Regions from separate parts of the Homo sapiens genome. Here region 1 is linked to region 2. A link is a loop called in an ENCODE intact Hi-C map of the cell type or tissue named here. Cell type or tissue: psoas muscle. All regions are shown on one strand. Each heading gives the region's core, and the rest is flanking DNA. Links, peaks and the distances in the headings are about the cores only.

Region 1 (10,617 bases), core at 953-8,952, 150 kb before region 2:
AGAAGCTATTTGGTCACTGGGCTGAGAAGCCCAGCTGTGATGAGGCTGAAAGAGAAAAGACAATTGAGTTGTTGATTTCTAGACACTGGGCTGGGGACCCTGGTGACTGGGAAGCCACAGGGAAGAGGCAGGATCCTCCTGGCAGGTGTCTGAGGTTCTGGGAAAGCAGCCTGCTTTGGGCTGTGTGTTTAGGGAGAGCTGTCCCCATCCCTAGCACCTTCTCAGCAGAGCAGAGCCTGGTGATGTTGAGGGGCTGGGGGTGGCCAAAGCTGTGAGTTAGAACCCAAAGTGGCAGAAACAGGAGACAATGCTTTCATCTTTGGCCTTGGGACTGGAGGTCACCCCTTCACCCAAGTGTTTGTAATGACCTGTGAGACACGCACACATAATATTTGGAGTTGGAAGGATCCTCGGAGATCTTTTGATTAGCTATGGAACTCTGATTCAATTAAATTTTACTTAGATCCTCAATCTAAGAGACATCACTGTCTGGTTTAAAAAGAGGGTGGAAGGAATGGCACTTCAGCCTTTTCAATTTGATAGTCCCAAGACCTCTCTTGAGAACCCAGTTTGAAAACCATAATCCCGTCCACTGCCCTCTGTAAACCCAGGGGTGGGGCCCGAGGTCCAGAAAAGCCCTTTCTCTGGGTTGCACAGCATGTTAGTAGCTGGGCTGGAGCTGGAGTCCATGTTTTGGGTTCCTGGTCTTTGGAGCAGTTGCTGCTGGGCTGTGACAAGTGTGTGGGCCAGCTGGGGTCAGGGATCTGCCAATAGCCATCCTGCTACCTTCTCTGACAGCAAAGCTCATCGTGGAGACGGACACCTTTGGAAGCAGAGTTCGAGTCCGAGGAGCCGAGACGGGCCTCTACATCTGCATGAACAAGAAGGGGAAGCTGATCGCCAAGGTGAGGCCCCAGCAGGCAGGTGGGGTCCGCGGGACCTAGGGAGTGGCTTGGGCTGGCTGGACTCCTCCAAGACAGTCCTGGGCTCTGATCCCAACAAGGTAGGCAGAAGGCCACAGGGCCATCTTGGGGTTACCTCACGATTGGGTGCAGGAGTGAGGGAGAAGGAAGCTGTTTGAGAGATGAAAACTATAAAAGGCGAAGGAGGAAGAATGAAGGCTAGGGAAGGGGCTGGGGGGTGGTGGTTGGTAAATTCCATATATCTTTTTAACAAATCGCCAAATTGCTTTGCTATTATGTCCAATTACATGGTACCAGCATTTGGAATGTTCAGTAAGCCGCAGGCCCAGCCCCTCGGCCGAGCTCTGAAATGGCTCCATTAGTCACGGCTCCTCTCCAGCCTCGAGCTCCCCACTTCCTGGGCTTCTGGGGCTGGGGTCTTAGCATCTTCTCCCAGGCCTCCCCTCCCCCATAGGGTGGCTGCCCTGGGGCCAGGGAACCGAAGTCCTGGGGGGGTGAGAGGGGCAGGTGGGGAGACGGGTGGCCAGACTGGTGGGCAGGAGGCCAGAGCAGGCCAGGCTCTGGGCCCCTCTCTCTGTCTTTCTGCGTTGGGGCCCAGCCCCTCCGTAGACAACCATGTGTCACTGCTGCCTGGGAGGACAGGAAGTTGCCGGGTGGGCTGCGAGTTGTGAGGGATTAGAGAGCGGGTGCCCAGGCAGGGGGTGGGGCTGCGGCTCCTGCCCACCTCGCCATCTGCTGGGGTGCCCACCTGCTGTCTGGGGCCGCTCGCCCTCTGCCTCTGCTGGGGGGGCTCTGTAACGTGGTGTCTGGCTCCCCTACCTGCAGAGCAACGGCAAAGGCAAGGACTGCGTCTTCACGGAGATTGTGCTGGAGAACAACTACACAGCGCTGCAGAATGCCAAGTACGAGGGCTGGTACATGGCCTTCACCCGCAAGGGCCGGCCCCGCAAGGGCTCCAAGACGCGGCAGCACCAGCGTGAGGTCCACTTCATGAAGCGGCTGCCCCGGGGCCACCACACCACCGAGCAGAGCCTGCGCTTCGAGTTCCTCAACTACCCGCCCTTCACGCGCAGCCTGCGCGGCAGCCAGAGGACTTGGGCCCCCGAGCCCCGATAGGTGCTGCCTGGCCCTCCCCACAATGCCAGACCGCAGAGAGGCTCATCCTGTAGGGCACCCAAAACTCAAGCAAGATGAGCTGTGCGCTGCTCTGCAGGCTGGGGAGGTGCTGGGGGAGCCCTGGGTTCCGGTTGTTGATATTGTTTGCTGTTGGGTTTTTGCTGTTTTTTTTTTTTTTTTTTTTTTTAAAACAAAAGAGAGGCTCTATTTTTGTATTCCACTTGGCTGTGGTGTCTGTCTTCTTAACTCTCAGAAAGCTCCATTAGTGGCCTAGACTGGGATTCCGGCTGGGGGTTTGCGGGGGTGGGGGGCTTTCTCTAGCCTGTGCTGCTGAGGCCCCAGTACCTCCAGGGCCAGTTGGCTGGGCAGCCAGGGACTCCACTGCACCCCCAGGTGGGGCAGGGAGGAAAGGACTGTGACATAGGGCAGTCCTCTTAGAAGTGGGTATCAGACTGGTGGCTATTAAATGATTGAAATATTTATTTAACTTGCATATTAAAAATGTGTGCTGGAGAGTGAGTCCTGCCGGGGTCAGCCCCTCCCTCCAACCTTGCCCCAGCTGGTGGGCGGCTGGGAGACGCAGATGACCAGGTGCCAGCTCTGACCACAGCCTCCCTCCAGCCTAAAGACACCTGCCTGTCAACCATCCCCATCACTGTCACTTGAGGGGTTTTCCTGCAAGGACAGAAGCAGGGAAAGGGGCAAGAAGAGGCTCTTAGCTAGTCCTTGGAGCTCTCAGATGTGTACCTCCTAGCACTTTACAGAGGTCATTGCTAACACTTCCCCAGGCCACCTCAGGGCCAGAAATAATGGATGTGCTAGGGCTAGAGCTGTAATCATGGATTTAATCCTCTTAAAAAGTGCTTCTCTGAGTGCCTAGGTCCATGTGGGAGACAGGTTGGAGATTCCAGAACTTGCTCTTTCTGAGACTCAGGCTCCAGAAAATGAAAGAAAAGAGCAGCTGCCAGGGTCCAAGGTGGGGGCATATTGGAGGGGGACCACCAAGACTGGTGTTGACAATGGTGATGTGGGACAAGTGTTAACCTTGGGTGATATGGTGAGATAGCTGTGGGCAGAAAGCACTGAGCTGAGGTGCGGTGAGGAGCCTGGGGAACTGTCTTCCAGGAAGAGGCTGCCCACCTCGGAGGATGGGCCTGGCGGGAGAGGAGCTGGGCACCGGATGGCACCAGAAGGGAAGCTCATAGGCCTAGCGCAGAACTAAAGGCAGTCATAGCCTTGGGGAGAAGCAGGAGGCCGTATGTGGAGGGAGGGAGGGCTGCTGTGGGAGTGGTGGAGCAGGTCATGGTGTGGGCAGAGAAGGGAATGGGCAAGGGTGCAGGTGTGTGTTTGCGTGTGGACTGGTGAGACTGGTGTCCTGCCACACCGAGGGAGAGCCCAGGCCCCACGGCAGTTTCCTGAGTGCAGAGCTGGCCCAGGCTTCATCGCTGAGGCCTCCCATTAGGGCTGCTCCTGCTTCCTTCCTTGTGGATGCCCTGGGCTGGTCCCACAGCCCAGCTACTGAGCCAGTCTAGAAACCTCGCTCCTCTAGGACTCTGTCCATTGGCATCTCCTGGGGTAGGGAGCAACCCAAGGCTTCCTCCCACAGTTTCAGGCCCAAGTCCCAGGTTTAGCCCACCCCGGCAGATCAGGAATTTCGAGGCTTAGTGGGAAGCCCGGCAGTAAAGGCTGGCCTGTCCAGCCACCTCTCGTGGCCTGCCACAGGCGGTGAGGGGCTCTGGAGAGAGTGGGTTTCTGCTGGTGCGTAGACACTGGATGTAGCGAAGGGGCCCTAGATGTCTCTCTTCCAGTTCCCCCAGCTCTTAGCGCCTCCTCCTCTGCTCCCTTCCCCCTTTAATTAATTCTGGGTAAGCAGCCTGGCTTTATTGTGCAAGGAGCTGGGGTCTCACTGTGGGAAAAGTCACACCTTCTGAGCAGCTTCTGATGCCATGCAAATGAAGGGACCGTCCAGGAAACGCTTTCATCTGCACGGTCTCCTGTCCAGCCCCTAGCCCAGTAATTACCCACATTTCATTTGTTTGAGAGCAATTCCTGGGGGAAGGCACTGAGTAGGAGGGAGTCTGGGGCAGGGGGTGGAATGTCAGGCTCTCTGCCTGTGATCCTGGCCACAACGTGGGGCCAGGCTGGGCCGAGGCTGGTCACTGGCTAAAGCTAATCCTCATGCCCCCAGGTTGGGGAGGCCTGAGTCCTCCAGGGTGGTGGCAATGGGATTGTGCCATGTTTACATCTTGGAAGAAGAAGGGAGCTCTCCAGAGAGCCAGACCTGCCTTCTAGAAAGAGACACCTGAATAGGGAAAGGTGAGGTGGAGGGGGACAGAAGGGTGGGACCTGGTCCTTGAGGTTGCCTGCAGCTTTGGGAAGAGGTTGACTCCCAGTAGGACCCCAGGCCAGGGACCCATGGGAGCTGCGCCCAGAGCACTGGGGCTAGGCCAGGCTAGAGCACCCATCAACTTGTTTATCTTTGAGCCGCTGCCTCCACAGAGCCCTCACTAACGGGGTTTTACAGCCCACTCAAGCTGCAACTGGCCAAGAATCAATCATTACCGGCACTTAGTGGTTTGATAGTTAACAGCCTGAACTGAAGCCAAACTGGTTGTTAACTGTGATAACAACTGATTTCAAGGGGTTATTGCCGGCCCAATATGCTCAGCCCATTTATTTCGGGGAAAACAAGCAGGGAGCTGTTGCAAGGCCCAGAAAATGGAGGAGGACTGGGCTTCTCTCAGCCAAAAGGCCCCCTGCCACTCCGTCCCAGAGTTGGTGCTGGCTGCGAGGGCCTAGGGGCGGGCTGAGGGCTGCTTCAAGGCTTGACCGTGCACACCCACTGAGGGCCTGCGTGTGAGCCCAGCCGACCCACACACTAGGCCCTCTCCAGCCTTCCCTCTCCCCAGTCCTCACTTCAATTCTCCTCCTGCCTCCTCCCCATGACGCCCCAGAAGGACGGTCTCCATGAGGAGGAACCCAGGCCCAGTGGCCAGGCGTCTACTTGTGCCCACTCAGCAGCTGGGGCTGCACCCTCTGGCTCATTCCTTCCTCACCTAGGGCTCTCAGAGTCCTGCCAAGTACAAACCAGAAATGCCTTTCCTTTCAAAGCCAGCAAAGAGTCCACTTGGGTCTTGACTAGAAAGAATGAGCAAGAGTTCTCTCTTTCCACAGCACCAGGTCCCGCCTCTACCCCTCCCTTCCTCCCTCAGCCAAATGGAAGCAGGTGAGGCCAGGGTCAAGCATCATTCTAGAATGTTGCTGCTACAAAGGGCCTCAGGAGTTCCCCACCCTCCACAGATGACAACTGCAGCCCAGACGACCCATGGCTAGGGTAAAGCTGGTGCTGTCCTAGAAATTGGGTCTCCCCTCCCAGATCCAGGCTGCCTCCTGCAGGCTGCAGGTCTTTCCCTAATTCCATTCATTCATTCAGTAAATGTTGACTGAGTGCCTATGATGTGCCAGGCTCTGTCCTGGGTGAGGGGACAGAGCAGAAAATAAGACACAAAAATGCCTGTTACTCTGGAGCCCATATTCTAGTGGGGGAGGACACATCAGTCAGTGACAACCGCCACATAGACCAACCCAGATTCAAAAAACACCTTCTTGGATTCTTCCGTTTCTAGACTCTGACATCCAGCCATCTCAATATTCCAGAGAAGAGGATGAGTGTGAAGGGTGGTGGCGATTTTAAACAAGGTGATCAGGAAGACCTTGTGGATAACTTCGGGTCTGAGCACACTCCATCAGGGTAAGACATTCCCATACCTGGGGGAGGACGATCCAGGTGGAGGGAGCAGCCACTGCAAAGGCACACTGCATTAGGGGGACAGGAAGGAGGCCACCACGGCCGCGGCACAGCTAAGGGAGGATCTAGGGGGTGTGCAGTTGGGGGTTGGGGGTAGTAGAGAATGACAGAAACTGAGGTGAGGTCACAGAGACAGAAGGGGTGCAGAGACCTTTTGGCAAAGGGCAGATCCTGTGGGGCCATTGAAAAGACTTAAGCTTGACTCTGGATGAGACCGCAAACCACTGAGGAATTTTTTTTTTTTTTTTAAACAGAGTCCCCCTCTGTCACCCGGGCTGGAGTGGAATGGTGCGATCTCGGCTCACTGCAACCTCTGCCTCCTGGGTTCACGCGATTCTCTTGCCTCAGCCTCCCAAGTAGCTGGGATTACAGGCATGGGATTACACACATAGCTAATTTCACTGAGGGTTTTCAACAGTAGAGTGACATGATCTGAATTAAGTTTTCCCAAGGTTGCTTTGGCTGCTGTGTTGAGACTAGAAGGTAGCAGGGCAAGGGAGACCAGTTATGAGGTTACCGCAATAATCAGGTGAGAGATAGTAGTGAATGGAAGATGGTCAGGAGAGAGTGGGGTTTTGGACATTTTTCGCAAGTAGAGATGGCAGGATTTGCTGATGGATTTGGATGTGGCTTGTGCGGAAAGAGAGGAGTCTAGGAGTTTCCATGGTTTCCGGCTTGAGCAACGAAAAAGATGGAGGTGTCATTCACTGAGATGGGGGAGATTCCAGGATGGGCAGATTTGGAGGGGAAGGGTAGGAGTTTGGTTTTGCACATGTTACATCTGAGCTGACTACATACGTATTCAAGAGGAGATGAGTAGGCAGTTGTGTGTGAGTCTGGAATTCAGGGGAGAAGTCTAGTGTGAAGATAGCAATCCGGGAGTGTTCAGCACACAGATGATTTTCAAAGCCAGGAGACAGGATGGATTCCTTAGGGAGTGAGCAGAGATGGAGAAGAGGAGCCGGCCAAGCCTCAGTGTGCTCCAAAAATTTAGAGGACAGGTGAAGAGGGAGAACTGGTAAAGAAGACTGAGACTGTGTGGCCCACGAGGTAGGCAGGGGGAAAAGCAGAGAGTGCTGTGGCCTGATGACCTAGGGGAAGGACAGAAGGATTCTGAGTCCGGAGCTTTACCTGGGGCTAGGGAAAAGTTTCATGTCATCCTGCCTCCCTACTCCTTACCCCCCACTCAACCCCAGGGCTGAGAGGAGGTGGCCAAAAAACGGGGCTGGTTTAACCTGGGAGCATCACCCTTGCCTCTCATCAGCAGTTCCTGCTGGCTTGCCCTCCAGAACATCTCTCCAGTCCAATCCATCCACCACCCACCCTATCTACCTATCTACTGCTACCACCCTGCTCCAAGCCATCATCAGTTCTTGTCTGGTTTATGGCAGTACCCACCCCCAACCTCAATTGCTCTTCCTGGTTCCTGTCTTATCCCCCTACAATCCATTCTGCACTCAGAAGCCAGAATTTTCAAGACGCAAATCTGATTGTGTTACTCCCACCATACCTACACTTGAATTCAAACTCATTTTCAGGCCAGCACAAGCCTCTGCATGCTCTGCCTGTGGAACTCCACTCCTTCCCGCCCTCCCTCTTGCCTGCTGCTCCCTGGACACACTTCCTCCAGCTTCTCTAACAAGCCCAGGGAGCCTCAGAGCCTTTGCACTTGCTGTTCTTGCCACTTGGAATGTCTTTCCTCCAAATCACTGGCTGGCCGACTGCGTGATGTGGGTCTCTCCGCTCTCACTGTCTGCCTTTTTTTGAGGGGCGGGGGGATGGAATCTTGCTTTGTCGCCCAGGTTGGAGTGCAGTGACATGATCTTGGCTCACTGCAACCTCCGCCTCCCGGGTTCAAGCGTTTCTCGTGCCTCAGCCTCCTGAGTAGCTAGGACTACAGGCAGGCGCCACCCCACCCGGCTAATTTTTTTTTGTACTTTTATTAGAGACAGAAGTTCACCATGTTGGTCAGGCTGGTCTCAAATTCCAGACTTCAAATGATCTGCCCGCCTCAGCCTCCCAAAGTGCTGGGACTACAGGCAGGCGCCACCATACCCGGCTAATTTTTTGGGTTTTTTTTGTACTTTTATTAGAGACAGAATCTCACCATGTTGGTCAGGCTGGTCTCGAATTCCAGATCGCAAATGATCCGCCCGCCTCAGCCTCCCAAAGTGCTGGGACTACAGGCAGGTGCCACCACGTTTGGCTAATTTTTTTTTTTTTTGTATTTTTAGTAGAGATGAGGTTTCACCATATTGGCCAGGCTGGTCTCAAACTCCTGACCTCAGGTGATCCACCTGCCTCGGCCTCCCAAAGTGCTGGGATTACAGGCGTGAGCCACTGTGCCCGGCCTGTGCTTTATTTTCTACGTTACACTTATCACTGTCTGATCTTATCCTGTTTTTTTATTTACTTGCTTTTGGTCTACTCTACCCTTACCTCCCAGGAGAGCAGGAACTTTGTTTGAATCGCTCATTGATGAAAGCCCAGTGCCTATAATGGTGCCCAGCACATGGTGGGTGTTCAGCAAGCATTTGTGCAAGCAATCCACATAGAGCAGGTTCTGAGGCAGCTGCGGAGAAGGCAGGCTGGGAGTCCTCTGTATCCAGGCCATGGGTCAGGCGTTAGGAAATGTCTGAAGGGCAGGGAGACCTGAGGATGGTCCTGGGATGGGTGACTTCTCTTCGCCCATCCGACATGCACTGCTTACTGAAAAAGGTCCAAGGCTGTCTGGCACAGGCCCCCCATCATTTTCTCAAGCTGCAACAAATGTCTCCAAAACCTGGACAGGCAGACATCTAGGCAGGGCCTATTGGTCTGGACATCTCAGAACCTCCCCAAATTCTGCTTTCTTCATCGCCATCAGGTTTCCGTAGCAACCAGAGGACTTCACAGGAGAGAGTGAAGGGGAATTAAGAGCCAGAGAGAGCAGAGGAGAGAGGAGGAGTAAGTGGTAGCAAGACAGATGGGGAGCTGGCAGGAACTCCAGGGGGATCCCCAAGTCCCATGTTGCCGTGGAGGGTTGTGCCAATAGGTCCCTTTGGTTGCCCCCTTCCCCATCTGGATCTCTTGCTGACCCTCAAGAAGTAACTGTCCATCTGGGCAGGCCCCAGAGCTGACCCCTCATGCAAAACCCACCCCCTCCCTGCTGGCAGGCCCTGAGCGAGGCTCCGGCTCCCTCTGCGGTCTAGCTCCCTCCCTAGCCCCTCTCTTGGCAATAGTGGAACTGGCTGCAGCCCCTGGGTGGGTTTGGGGAGCGTTTCCTGCCATTCCTTCCCTGGCCGTGTATGGAGCAGTGGGTACTGGGGGAGGACAGTCAGCATTCTGCCCTGCTGACCAAGGTCCCCACCATTGGCATTTGGAGATATGGCCAGGTCCCCCAGTCATGAAGACTCAGATGGGCTGTAGGTAAGGGCCTGGCTGGAGGTGCTCAGAACAAGGGCCCAGGCCTGGGCATGGCATTCAGGGAGCACAGAGAAGCCTGAATAGAGCTCTGGCCAGTGTGCTGCCTCGCATTCCCTTGACCCCATAGGTCCGGAAGATGCCTGGCTTGGGACCCGAGAGTGGCAGAATAGCAAAGCCTGCAGCAGCCACAGCACTGTGGTCCTGAGACCCAGGCCAACTTCCTAGAGGACTGGTCGGTGACTTCAGAGGGTAGGGGTGGCCTGGGCCAACACCCAATTCCAGCTGTCCCTCTGCCCCCATACATGCAGCCCCCCGAAAACCCAGATTCCAAAACCACCTTCTTGGACTCTTCCCTGTTTCTAGCTTCTGACATTCAATCATCTCAATATGACAAATATCACCAAGTCCTGCAGAATATTTCTTCACAAAGAACTGCCCCCTGTCCCATCATAAAGACACCTGGGCCACCCCATGCTCTTCCAACCCATCTCCCTGCCCAGTCTCTCCCTGGGCTTTTTCTATACCCTCCCCCTCCCGCCCTCTGCAAGGAGCCCTTGGTAATGAAGAGCAAACTCATAAAACATTCATCCTGGGTAATACACCATGTAGGAGCTGCCTGATCTCAGTTCTGATAGAACAGGCCAGGTCAGCAGGACGCTGGGGCTTAGGCTTCTGAGGGTTTGGGCTGACTTCTCTACCTTGGGCTCAAGTTCCAGCCACTTCCCTTAAGGCAGGTCTTATCTTCCCTGGGGTGCTGGGGGTGGGGGCTCCTGAGCTGAGTGGCAGAGGGGGTTCCTGAGAAGGGATGAGAGCAGCCCAGGGAGGGAGGGTGGCTGCTAGGGGTGTCCTTAAATGAGGTGTGATGGGTAGATGGGGCTCTGGGAAAAAGAGCTTGACGACAAGGTGAGCCGAGTGACCAAATGGCTAAAGCCACAGCTTTGTGCTGAGTGTGGGGGGCGGTCAGAGCCTAAGCAGGTGGTGTTTAAAGTTGCTATTTTGGCCTGGGCAACCCTGGTATGAGTGTGTACGAGTGTGTGAGGGATGAGAGAGTCTGGTATCGGTGGCAGGCCCTGTGCAAGAACCCGGCCCCAGGAAGCAGGCCCCCATCTGGGCACTTTCATCAGACCAGCGGGGTAGGTAGACAGAGGGAATGGAAAGCAAAGGGGATTTTCCTTGTTTTCACTCCCCCCCACCCCTGGCATTTGCTCTGACACTGCTGTGGCATCCTCCAGGCCTCAGCAGAGTCAGAGAAGGAAGTCAGAGGAATGGCCACAGGGACAGCCAGAAATCAGAAGTGGCTTGGTGTGAGGGTGAGGGGCAAGGGCTTTGGAGTCCAGCAGCCCTGAGCTTGAACCCTGGCTCTGT
Region 2 (10,530 bases), core at 1-8,000:
GGATTGAATACTCCTTGAAGGCAGGGACAAAGTCTTCTTGATCAAGTCACAGCTTACATCTCCCTGTAGTTTCCATTAAGCACAATGCTTTGTATACAGAAGATGCTCGACTGAAGGAAGGAGATAGAAGGGAGGAAAAACCTCCCATTCTCTTTGCAGCCATGTTGGGCCCAGCTTATACCTTCAAGCCATCTGTCCCCTAGGCAGCAGAGATGGAAGGTGGTCAACTCTTTTGTCACCCTTCCCTCCTCTCTCTCTCTCCAAAAGCCATTGTTGCATTTCAAGGTAGCACATGGCAGACAGGTGCACAGGTAGGCACAGACTCAAACAGATGCAGGAATGAGCATCTGGGTCTCCAGAGCATAGGTCTCTGGAGCATAGGGTCTCCAGAGAACAGCATCAGGAATTCAGTATGTTAAAAATGACTGAAAAATGGTGTGGGAGCCACGGACATGCTGAGCTGTGGGTTGGGAGGTGGAGGAGGTGGTGACTCAGGAGTGCTCTAGTACAGGCGGCTGTTGGGGAGGCTGGGAGAAGTGCAGCAGGGCACCAGGCTTCCTAGCTCTGCAGACTTGGTGGGCAGGGGTAGGGTGCCAGGGACTGCCCCCTGTGCCCAGTCCAGCTTAGCACTCAGGGCCTGTCCCTGGCGGGCTATCCAGGTTTTTAGGGCCAGCCCCTACCATCAGTTAGCTGCCCCCACAAAGATGGTGATGGGTGTCAGCATTTCATGTAAATGTCCCTCCTCTCTGACTGGCAGGAAGTTCTCTCCCTCCAGCTGCAGTAGAGTCACCTGGGCAGCAGGATGGTTTGGGCCAGGGGGCCCTGACCTCTCAGGGGTGTGGCCGCACTCTGCTTGCTTCTTCTTGTCCAGGTAGTGGGGTTCCCAGGAGCAGCCTGCACACGGTCAGAGCCAAGGAAACAGGTCTCCCCCAGGTTGCCCCTCCTCAGCCTGTGTCTCATTCATCAGGCTCACACAGATGGCCCCATCTGTCTTTATGTTTCCCTGGGTGGAGAGAGAATTGCTGGACTTGACTCGGCGGAGGCTAGGGTGTGGAGGCCCCCAGCCCTTAGTGGATCCTGGAGGCCTGGGCTTTGTCCACGGGAGTTGGAAGGGAATGGACTTTTTGTCTGGCCCTCTATAGTGACAGGCTGGCCCTTGCTCCCGTCTTGGCCTGGGGCTCTGAGCAGCAGCCCTGTTCCCACACAAGCTGTGCAACAGCCAAGGCTCTGCACCCCCCTCTCGCCCCCCACAGTGAGAGGCCGAGAAGCATTCTTAACATTCTTTCCAGAGAAAAGGGGTGAAATGTCTGAATTTGGGGGGTCACCACGTTATACAAATTGCAATCTAATCGTTTTTATAAGAACACACTTGCAGTAAGAAAAGAGCCCAGGAGGAGGGGATGAGGAGACAGACAGCTTGTTTTGTCCCCTTTTCCCCCAAAGTTTGGGGCTATTGTCGGGCCAATCTCTCCCTCTACCAGAGCAGTTGAGCTAGAGTTTTCTAGTTAAATAGGTCTTGGGGTGGGGGCCGAGAAGGGCCCACGGTGCCATTTCTGTTTGTTTTCCCAAATCAAAGCCCCAGCAGGGCTCCTGTGGCACTGCTGGGTTGCTATTAGAAGAGATGGGCCTTTTCCCAGAGCCTGGCGTGTCAGTTTATGCTCTGAACTTAACCTCACGGGCACCACACAACAGAGCCTTGAGGGTCCTGGGCCCAGGGGCAAAAGAAATTGTATCTTTTCATTGGCCCATTTAAAGTGTGTGTGGCCATTTTAGAGAACCAGAGAACAGCACAGCAGAAAGAAACTTCTCAGCCCCTGCCAGGCTGTGCGGGCAGAGCAGGGGCTCTCAGGACTTGTGCTGGCCTCCAGGGCCTGGTGCTCACTGGGCCCTTGGCTCTCCCCCCGAGGGCAGGGACCCCTTGGGCTGTCCTGTATTTCTGACTGCAGATACTTACGGCCATGACATTTTCCAGTGGTGGCATGAATGCTGGGGTAGGGGCCCAGCTTGGCAGCCCAGTCTGGGTGGGCCTTTTATACTGCTGTCCCTGTGCAGCCCCATGAGTGCCCAGCTCTCCTTCCCTCTGAACCCAGGGACCAGGGTGGGCAGGTAGAGCCATGCTGGGCTTCAGTCCTCCCAACCCCCACTGCCTTTCATCTTCTATTTCAAACAAACATGAAATTACTTCTATAGATTAAAGGGGAGAGCTCCTCAATCATTCCTTAAGGCCTCACTAATGGAGGGGGCAGGGCCCCCAAATCTGGAAGAGGGAGGAGAACTGTGGAGCCAAACAGCCCCTACCCAGCATGCACCCAGTATACCTGTGAAAGAGAGAGAATGACTCCCCTACAGGGCTCTGGCCTGCCCAGGGTGGCTGAATCTTGGCTGGTGGCCCATCTGGGAAGGCAGGGCTTCTCTGGGAGCCAAGGTTAGCAGTCTCTAAGGGATGCTGATCTGGGGAGAAGGCCTTCTGCCTGATCCCTCTCAGGAGCCCCCCAACAGACAGAGGCTTGCCATCTTCTCCCCGCAGGCCCAGCTCTGGGCTACTGAGAGGAAGACCAGAACTTCCCTGAGGAGGCTGGTAGCAGGGGTGCTGCCTTGGGGATTAATTCCCCCCTGGCAGCAGCAGTGCTCCTGGCCAGGGCCCACTGCCCAGGGCTCAAAGGGGAAAGGTGGAAGGGGCAGAAAGGAACCCCCAGTCTCCTCCTTTGATTCCTTCGGCCTTCGGGAAGATGGCAGCTCTGTTGGGGAGAAGGGAGGTTGTGGGTCAGGGTCTCAGTGAGGTGGAAGGACGAGAGCTGACATCTGCATTCAGACATGTGGCTGGCTGCCTTGTCTGCCTCAAGCCCTTTGCTGACATGCTACTTGGGCCAAAAGGGCTGGTGAGCCATGAAGTCCCCTCACTCCATGCCAGGGCCTCTTACCTGGACATCCCTGTGAAGTGTCCACGGCCTTGTTTCTCCTGTCATGGCATGGGGAAAGCCCAGCGTCTCACGGGTAAAGGAAGCTAAGGCATCAGGCCTGGAGGGCGCCCCTTTTCCTTCATTTCCCCCAGTCATTCTGTGGAAACTCCATACTTGCACCCATCCCCTGGCTGCAGGGATTAGCGGGTGCACTTGATGTTGAGGGGTAGTTGCTAGGGACAGGAGGCCCCCCTACATAGTTGCTAGGGGTCTGGCATCAGGGCAAAGGGTCTGCCCACTGCCGCGGTCACGGAGGGAATTACACAGTCACAAAGAAATTGTTCTCAGTAATCTGCTCTCGGCCCCCGGGTGGGGTGAGGGTGGGGGGAGCAGGCTGGAGCCCCACAGGCTGGGGGCTGTGATCACGGAGGCGTGCTAGCCCCGGGCTGGGGGCCAGCTAGACCAGGAACACCAGGGACAGCTCGCTAAGCTGCTTTCTCAGCGATTTTTCTCCCCAGACACAAAGGTGTTTACTTGTTTTAACATCTCCTGGGACTCCCCTTCTCCCTTTGTGTGGTCTTTATCCCCAATGAGGTTTGAGCCCCAGATTACAGGCAGGAATTAAGGCATTGGACTCAGGCAGCTCAGAACTGCATGACCTGCAGGATCAAGATGTATAAAGTAACCAAGTGTGTGTGTGTGTGTGCATGTGCATGTGAATGTGAGGGGGGCCGACCCCTTCAGCAAGCCCCCCCATTCATTGTCCTGAGGAGGAGTGGCTGGGTGGGTGGCAGCCGGCACGCAGGTGTGATGGAGGGGCTGCTGAGGGCTGGGATGCTGGGGGAGGGGTGGGGCCTGGGACTGGTTGCAGAGGCCTCATGGCAGGGGTGAGGTGGGTAGGAATTGGGCATCTCCTCCCTGAGCCCCCTTCCTTGAGTCTCATTCTAGCTGAGGAAAGAGAACATTTCCCCAAGGTCTGATGCCTTCTGAAGGTGGAACGAATGTGTATGACCCACGTGGAGCAGCCTCTCACTCCGTCCTTCCCTTCCCAGTGGGCAGCTGATGACACACTTGGGCAGTGACTTTCCCCCAGGGGCTGGGGTGCTGGATGTCATGTATGAGTCCCCTTTCACACTGCTGTCCTGTGGCTATGACACCTATGTTCGCTACTGGGACCTCCGCACCAGCGTCCGGTGAGTGTGCTGGGCAGGGAGGACAGGTGGTGGGGGCCCTGCACCAATCCTGGTCCTTCCTCCAGTCCTGGGTTGGCCCATGGGAGAGGGCACAGAGACTCCATGTCAGGGCTGGGAAGGAAGAGGCCTGCAAGGTCACTAGACTTCCTACATTTGGGCAGCCCTGGTCCCAGTGGCTTGGCTATAGCCAACAGGCCTTGGCAAAGGCAGGCGTTTCCCAGAGCCTCTGGAGCCGTCAGGGTACTGTCACTCAATATTCTCTCCCAGCCTTTCTTGAGGCCTGTGTTACTTCAACCTTTCTTGAGTCCAGTGACAAGTAGCTGGCCATGTGAAAACAGAAGTGCAGGCATAATCTGCTGTGTCGTCTGGGCCATGGCGAGAGCCCTCTACAGAAGATGCTTTCTCCCATGAAGTTCGGTTTTTGATGAATCTGATGATTTAGGCTTCTTTCTCTTCCATCCCGGAATGGCTCCTTAACGCTCCCCTCAGCCACTCTAGGCCCAAGAAAGCTGGGGTAGAGGTGGAGGGTACCCTAAACCTCCCTCTGCTTCTCCTCTTCCTGGACAGGAAATGTGTCATGGAGTGGGAGGAGCCCCACGACAGCACCCTGTACTGCCTGCAGACAGATGGCAACCACCTGCTGGCCACAGGTTCCTCCTACTACGGTGTTGTACGGCTGTGGGACCGGCGTCAAAGGGCCTGCCTGCACGTAAGTGTCCTGCCCACCTCTTCTCCAGCATGCCAGGACTCATGATTATGGGCTGCATTTGGGAGAGGGTGAGGTAGCCAAGGACGTGCCTAGAAAGGGTTGGAAGAAGCCTACAATGGCACACGTCCCTCTTCCCCTGGGCCTGGGGATCCTGGGTTAGGGCACACCCATGTCCCACTTGGAAAGCTCTTACCACTTCCTGTGCCCTCCCTTCCAGGCCTTCCCGCTGACGTCGACTCCCCTCAGCAGCCCTGTGTACTGCCTGCGTCTCACCACCAAGCATCTCTATGCTGCCCTGTCTTACAACCTCCACGTCCTGGATTTTCAAAACCCATGACCGTCAGGGCCACCCCTGCCTCTGGGCCAGGGAAACCAGCTACTCAGGGACTTCTCTTGCCTGGAGGGTGCAGTGATAGCTCCTCCTCACTGCCCCACTGTGCTCCTGGGCCTGTGACCCCAGTGCTCAGGCACCTTGCACTAGAGGCTTCTGACTCCTGGGACTTTGGAGCTTACCAGAGATGCAGTCCCTCCCAGGAACCTGTTGGAGAGGCAGGACCTGCTGCTTTAGAGTGCGGCTGAACCCGGGCCTTGCGTCCCTGTTTGGCCAGAGCAAGGATCTGGCCTGGAGAGGCCCATCCTATACCCCTTATTAGAGCCATGACAGCCTACAGAGTGAGGTGAGGTGCTCCCACCTTCCCAGATGGTTCCTTTCTGCCCCTTCCTGGAAGGAAAGGTGAGGCTGCCAATAGCCTCCTGGCACCAGCCAGACCTCACCCTTGACCAACCTCTCGGGGCTGGGGGTTCATTCCTGGGGCACTGTGGCCTGGTTTTGCTTTGAAACCAAGAAAGAGCAAAGGGAACCCAGCAGTTCTGAGTGAGTTCTGAGCCAGCCCTACCTCAGGCTGGCTGTTGAGACATGCTACAATTTTCATTTTTGTAAAAATAAAGCTTGATTGTTCACAGATCTGGTTCCTCACTGGCTGAGTAGTCCTAGCAGGCTCCAGGAGAAGGGAACAGCAGACCCAAGCTCAGGGTTGTATGTGCTGCTGAAACGACAAGACCAGCCTCATGGCTCTGTGTCCCAAAGAACAAAGGTTTCTTTTTTTCAGGAAGAGTTCCCATTGATGACCTATCCCTTACCCTTTGGGGTATGGAGGGTCACCTGTGGGTTTGGAGAGGGGACTGTGGAAAGGGTACAGGCTGCTGGAAGCTCAGTTGTTGCCTGTGGTGACCCCTACCCCAACACACACCCTTGGCAAAATTATGACCCTGATTCTGGCTTTTTACCCACAATGCCTTAACATCCTGTGTTCTACTTCCAAGGTTTCTGTTTTGTTTTTTGTTTTTGTTTTTTTGTTTTGTTTTGTTTTGAGACGGAGTCTTGCTCTGTTGCCCAAGCTAGAGTGCAGTGGCATGATCTTGGCTCACTGCAACCTCCGCCTCCCAGGTTGAAGCGATTCTCCTGCCTCAGCCTCCCGAGTAGCTGGAATTACAGGCATGCGCCACCATGGCCGGCTAATTTTTGTGTTTTTAGTAGAGACAGGGTTTCACCATGTTGGCCAGGCTGGTCTTGAACTATTGACCTCAGGTGAGCCGCCCGTCTCGTCCTCCCAAAGTGCTGGGATTAAGACGTGAGCCACTGCGCCTGGCCGGTTTCTGCATTTTTAAAACTTTTCCCTTGCCCACACATCTTCAGGAGTTTCCTCTGAGCCACTTCTGCAAGCTACGGTAGCACAGGGTCCCTCCAGCCTGGTCTTCCTCTGAGTTTGTGTAAACAGGTTGCAGGGAAAGGCCAGCCCTGCCCTGCTAGGGCCATGTGCTCCCACCCTATTCTCCCTTTTTGTGGAAAGCTTTATGTTGTAGGTCTCCGGGATAGAGAAAGGAATGTCATCACACCCTCCCGAGGGAGGCCAGTGGGGTCTGGGGCCAGGCAGCATACAGAGGGGAACAAGAGGGCAGTCCCTGTGCAGTAAGTAACTCAGAATGACTTTACTCAGGAAATATGACCATGACTCACTGGCTAGGAGTGCCCCATGCCCAGTTCTTAGAGACCCTTGATAGCTCCTAGAAGACAGGAGGCTGCCGTGGTCAAGAAGGGCCAAGCCTTGAAGTCTCACGGCACCCCCTGTGGTGGAGGTATAAGGCTCAGGGGCCAACTACTGGGTCTTGCAGTCCCCATCGTTGCTGTGGGCTGTCTTCACCTTCTTTAGTTCCTTCTGTAGCTCAGACTCGGCCACCACAACCTCCTTTGGCTTCTGGTACTGTGGATGCAGCCAGGAATAAGAAAATAATTCAGTCACTGTCCCATCTCCTTCCACACACACTTGGGGCCCCTTCTCCTTCTGATCCCCTTATTTGCACGAGAAAATTGAGGCCTGTAGGATTGAATGATTTGCTCAAGGTCATGTGCCTGAGTAGGAGCAGACCTTGGACCAGAAGAACCCAAGTTCAGCAATTTCCACCGCTTCCCTTTCACCCTCTACCCTCTTCTAGCTGTGAATTATATGGTCAGGCTCCTTCCTGAGCCCCCTCCCTGCTCTCCCCCATGCTGAATTAGAGATGCCTATTCTCCCACAAGCATACCCTAGGGCTTGGGGCTAGAACTGAGGACTCTTATGGGATGGGAAGTGGGCAGGGAAAGAGGAAGACTCTCCCTGATGCAGTGTCCAAGAAGTCTGGGTGAATCTTACAGAGATGATCAGGGTGCAGTTGGCGTGGGCAAAGCTCAGCAAGGCGTCATCCAGAGGTAGCTGGTGTCTATCTAGATCAGGAATGGAGAACTTCTTGTAGTACCTGTGGGGACACCGAGAGGCCATTGGGGCACTCGGCAAGGTGACCCAACAGCCAGGCGTCAGGCCCTCTGCTGCCTAGCTTCTACCTAGTTCTTCCACACCTTCCACACACGCAGAGAGGGAGAAGGGAAACCAGTTAGAACACCAGTATTTCAGAGCTCAGTGGCCCTGGAAAGCATAGAATGCAAGCCTTATGTCCAGTCCAGTGGCAGAAGAGCAGAACCTAGTTATAATTCTGTGATTAGACCAGGGGTTGTAGTGACTCACATCTCAGAGCTGGGTCTCCCAAAGACAGGCAGAAGAAGCCTGGAACACACAAATAGCTCAAGCAGCTTGGGACTCCTCTACCCCCAAAGCCTCATGGAGACACCAGAAAAATGGGACGTGTTCTAACAAAGGACAGAGTAAGGACATTCAGATCTGTCTCCCAAAGCTGGGGCCCTACTGTTACCATTTACATGGGAGGTCCACTGAAGGCCTCAACTACCTCTTCCTCTTTTGGGGCCTTTCAAGGCCTTGTTAGCCTGGCCTTGTAGGCCAGAGGGAAAAGTATATCTACTAGGAGAAATCTCTTTGAGAGGACGAACCATGTTACTCATCACGGAAGCTGGACCTCTGGACTACTTGGCTGGCCCCAAGTCCCTACTCCTCCATTTTTACATATCACACATGGTCCTTATCATCTGCAGGTGCCGGTTCAGCGATTAATGATGCCTTTTAATTAAAAAAAAAAATAGAACAGATGGCAACACCCAGTCTGTAATGTGTATAACTAGACTTTGCAGGAAATTTGACCCCCCTTACCTAAAAGGGAACTCGGGCTCAGAGAGATGAAATATCTTGCCTTGTTTCACGGCCAGTTGTCGGTAGGGATGGGAGTCAAGATTAGAGTAAGATTCCTTGTCCTTGGTCTGATCCTTACTACACCAAAGCACAATGAATGGCCTCCTCATCTCTAACAGTACACCAATTTGGCATTTTCCTTGGTGGAAATGTGGCTTAGGCTCTGGCCAGGGGCTGCTAGACCTGTCACTTGGGCAAGGCATCACTTTCTGCTGCAGAGGTTGTATGGGCTGTGAAGGGAAACACCTCAGGCAGGTACAAACAAACTCAAGTGAGAGGCCTGGGGAGGATGGGGCTTTTAGTACTTCAGAGGGGCCTGGTCCTTGTGGTGACAGCTACCCTGAGTCCACTTCAAAAGCCCCTATGCCCTGGGGACTCAGAGAGTTGACATCAATGCAGCACTTCTGCCCCCGTCCTCCCTGCCCAAATCCCTCCGTTCAACAGAGGCTCTCGGGGCCCCTCTCCTCCCAGGTTCCCCACTCCCCACCAAGGTACTGGGACCCATGGCAGGAAAAGAATGTTTACTTAAAGGCTGACAGTTCAAAAGGAGTGGGGGCTGGGGGATCCTAATGGCATTGCAAGTTGCTTTATTTTCCAAAGCTCTGCCCCAGGGAAAGGCGATCCATCTGCCTGCAAACCGGGGATGGAATGCCTGCCTCATCCTCTTCCTAGCCAGCTCAGGCTGAGGGCTCTTCCTGGGGCCTTTGGTCTGGCCAGCAAAGGTGGCAGACACTGATAATAGGGGAGAGTCAAAGGTTAAACAGCAGAGATTAGATGAACACAAAGACTTGTTAGGAAGTGTTAACATCTTCCCTGCAAATATACACAAAAAGCAGAACCAGGAGGGAAGCAGCCCAGCAGAACCATTCCCCCAGGCTGGGGCAGTGGGACCGGAAAATGAATCCCAGGGCTTGGCCACAACAGCAAGGACAGGATCAGAGGGAACTTTAGGTGCATAGCTTGCACCTGCTTTCCTTGAACTACTCCTACCACCAGGCAAGAGGAATGGAGGCAGAGCAGGTGGAGGCTCAGCTTGGTTTTGAGTCTCTTGTAATAGATTTAGTTTATTGGTCGAGGTTAACCAACTTCTTAGAAGCTCCCGATAGGCTCAAGGGAGTAGGGAGCATCTGCCTTTTCTCCTCCTGGGGAAGCCCACCCCCTTCTCACACCCATTCCCCCAGACATAGGGTTTTTCCATGATAGGTACTGTACTTGACTTTCTCACCAGCACCTGGACAAGAGAGAGACCCACTGTGCTTCTGGAAGGGTCATAACGTTCAGCCTCAGGCAGCTGTAGGTAGGCAGCAAACATTTATTGGGCATCAACTGTGTCCCAGACCTTGAGCTGTGAGCTGGGGATTTAAGGATGAAGAAGAGGGCGGGCCTGGTGACTCATGCCTGTAATCCCAGCACTTTGGGAGGCTGAGGTGGGAGGATCACTTGAGGCCAGGAGTTCAAGACCAGCCTGGGCAACATAGCGAGACCCTGTCTCTACAAAAAATTAAAAGAAAAGGATGAAGAAGAAACAAGGCCTCCAGATGCAGTGGCTCACTTCTGTAATCCCAGCATTTTGGGAGGCCGAGGTAGGCAGATCACTTGAGGCCAGGAGTTCAAGACCAGCCTGGCCAACATGGTGAAACCCTGTCTCTACTAAAAGCACAAAACTTAGCCAGGCGTGGTAGCAGCACCTGTAGTCCTAGCTACTTGGGAGGCTGAGGCAGGAGAGTCACTTGAACCCAGGGGGCGGAGGTTGCAGTGAGCCAAGATCGTGCCACTGCACTCCAGCCTGGGCAACAGAGCCAGACTCAATCTCAAAAAAAGGAACAAGGCCATATCCCTGCTGATCAGACCTTGTTTTGTTTCTGCTAAAAGATGAACCCTTACAGCAGGATAGTTCCCTGGCTTCCTGCAGATGCCCCGCTCTCCCCCATTCCCACCTCCCTTCAATGTTCTATTTCAGCCATACAATGAAAGATGACATTTTAAGAGCTTATTCTGTGCCAGGTTCTAAACACATTTAATTGTCAAAACAACTCTCTCAGGTTGGTTACTTCTATTATCCACTTTTAAACAAAAGGAAACTGAGGCCCAGA

What was found. Peaks named below come from ENCODE experiments on the same cell type or tissue, not always from the same donor. Only the 100,000 strongest peaks of a DNase experiment are listed, where the experiment ranks them.
Region 1: it touches region 2 in a loop (3-fold over the local background); 22 of 110 quality-filtered maps call a loop at or near these places.

What each region holds. Positions count from the first base shown.
Region 1 is chr10:101,761,751-101,772,367 of GRCh38, reverse strand. FGF8 (fibroblast growth factor 8) reads left to right here. Exons shown (of 6, transcript NM_033163.5): 5 at 799-905; 6 at 1,749-2,259. The coding sequence ends at 2,039. It overlaps LOC105378458 (a long non-coding RNA gene), which reads left to right and starts at 5,338. Exons shown (of 4, transcript XR_946255.3): 1 at 5,338-5,442; 2 at 5,666-5,790. LOC105378457 (a long non-coding RNA gene) reads right to left here and starts at 5,232. Exons shown (of 3, transcript XR_946253.3): 1 at 5,096-5,232; 2 at 1,743-1,811; 3 at 792-871. RefSeq lists enhancers at 1,458-2,235, 3,732-4,932, 4,699-5,380. In psoas muscle, for the core only: no CTCF peak of the experiment used is centred there; no DNase peak of the experiment used is centred there; H3K27me3 peaks cover 1,916 bases.
Region 2 is chr10:101,605,900-101,616,429 of GRCh38, reverse strand. DPCD (deleted in primary ciliary dyskinesia homolog (mouse)) reads right to left here. Exons shown (of 6, transcript NM_015448.3): 5 at 7,493-7,595; 6 at 6,768-7,063. The coding sequence ends at 6,959. It overlaps FBXW4 (F-box and WD repeat domain containing 4), which reads left to right. Exons shown (of 9, transcript NM_022039.4): 7 at 3,953-4,093; 8 at 4,661-4,802; 9 at 5,020-5,764. The coding sequence ends at 5,139. Among named protein-coding and RNA genes, the nearest start is that of MIR3158-2, 9.7 kb to the right of the region's middle. RefSeq lists enhancers at 2,329-2,862, 2,863-3,396, 4,554-5,054, 7,512-8,227. In psoas muscle, for the core only: no CTCF peak of the experiment used is centred there; no DNase peak of the experiment used is centred there.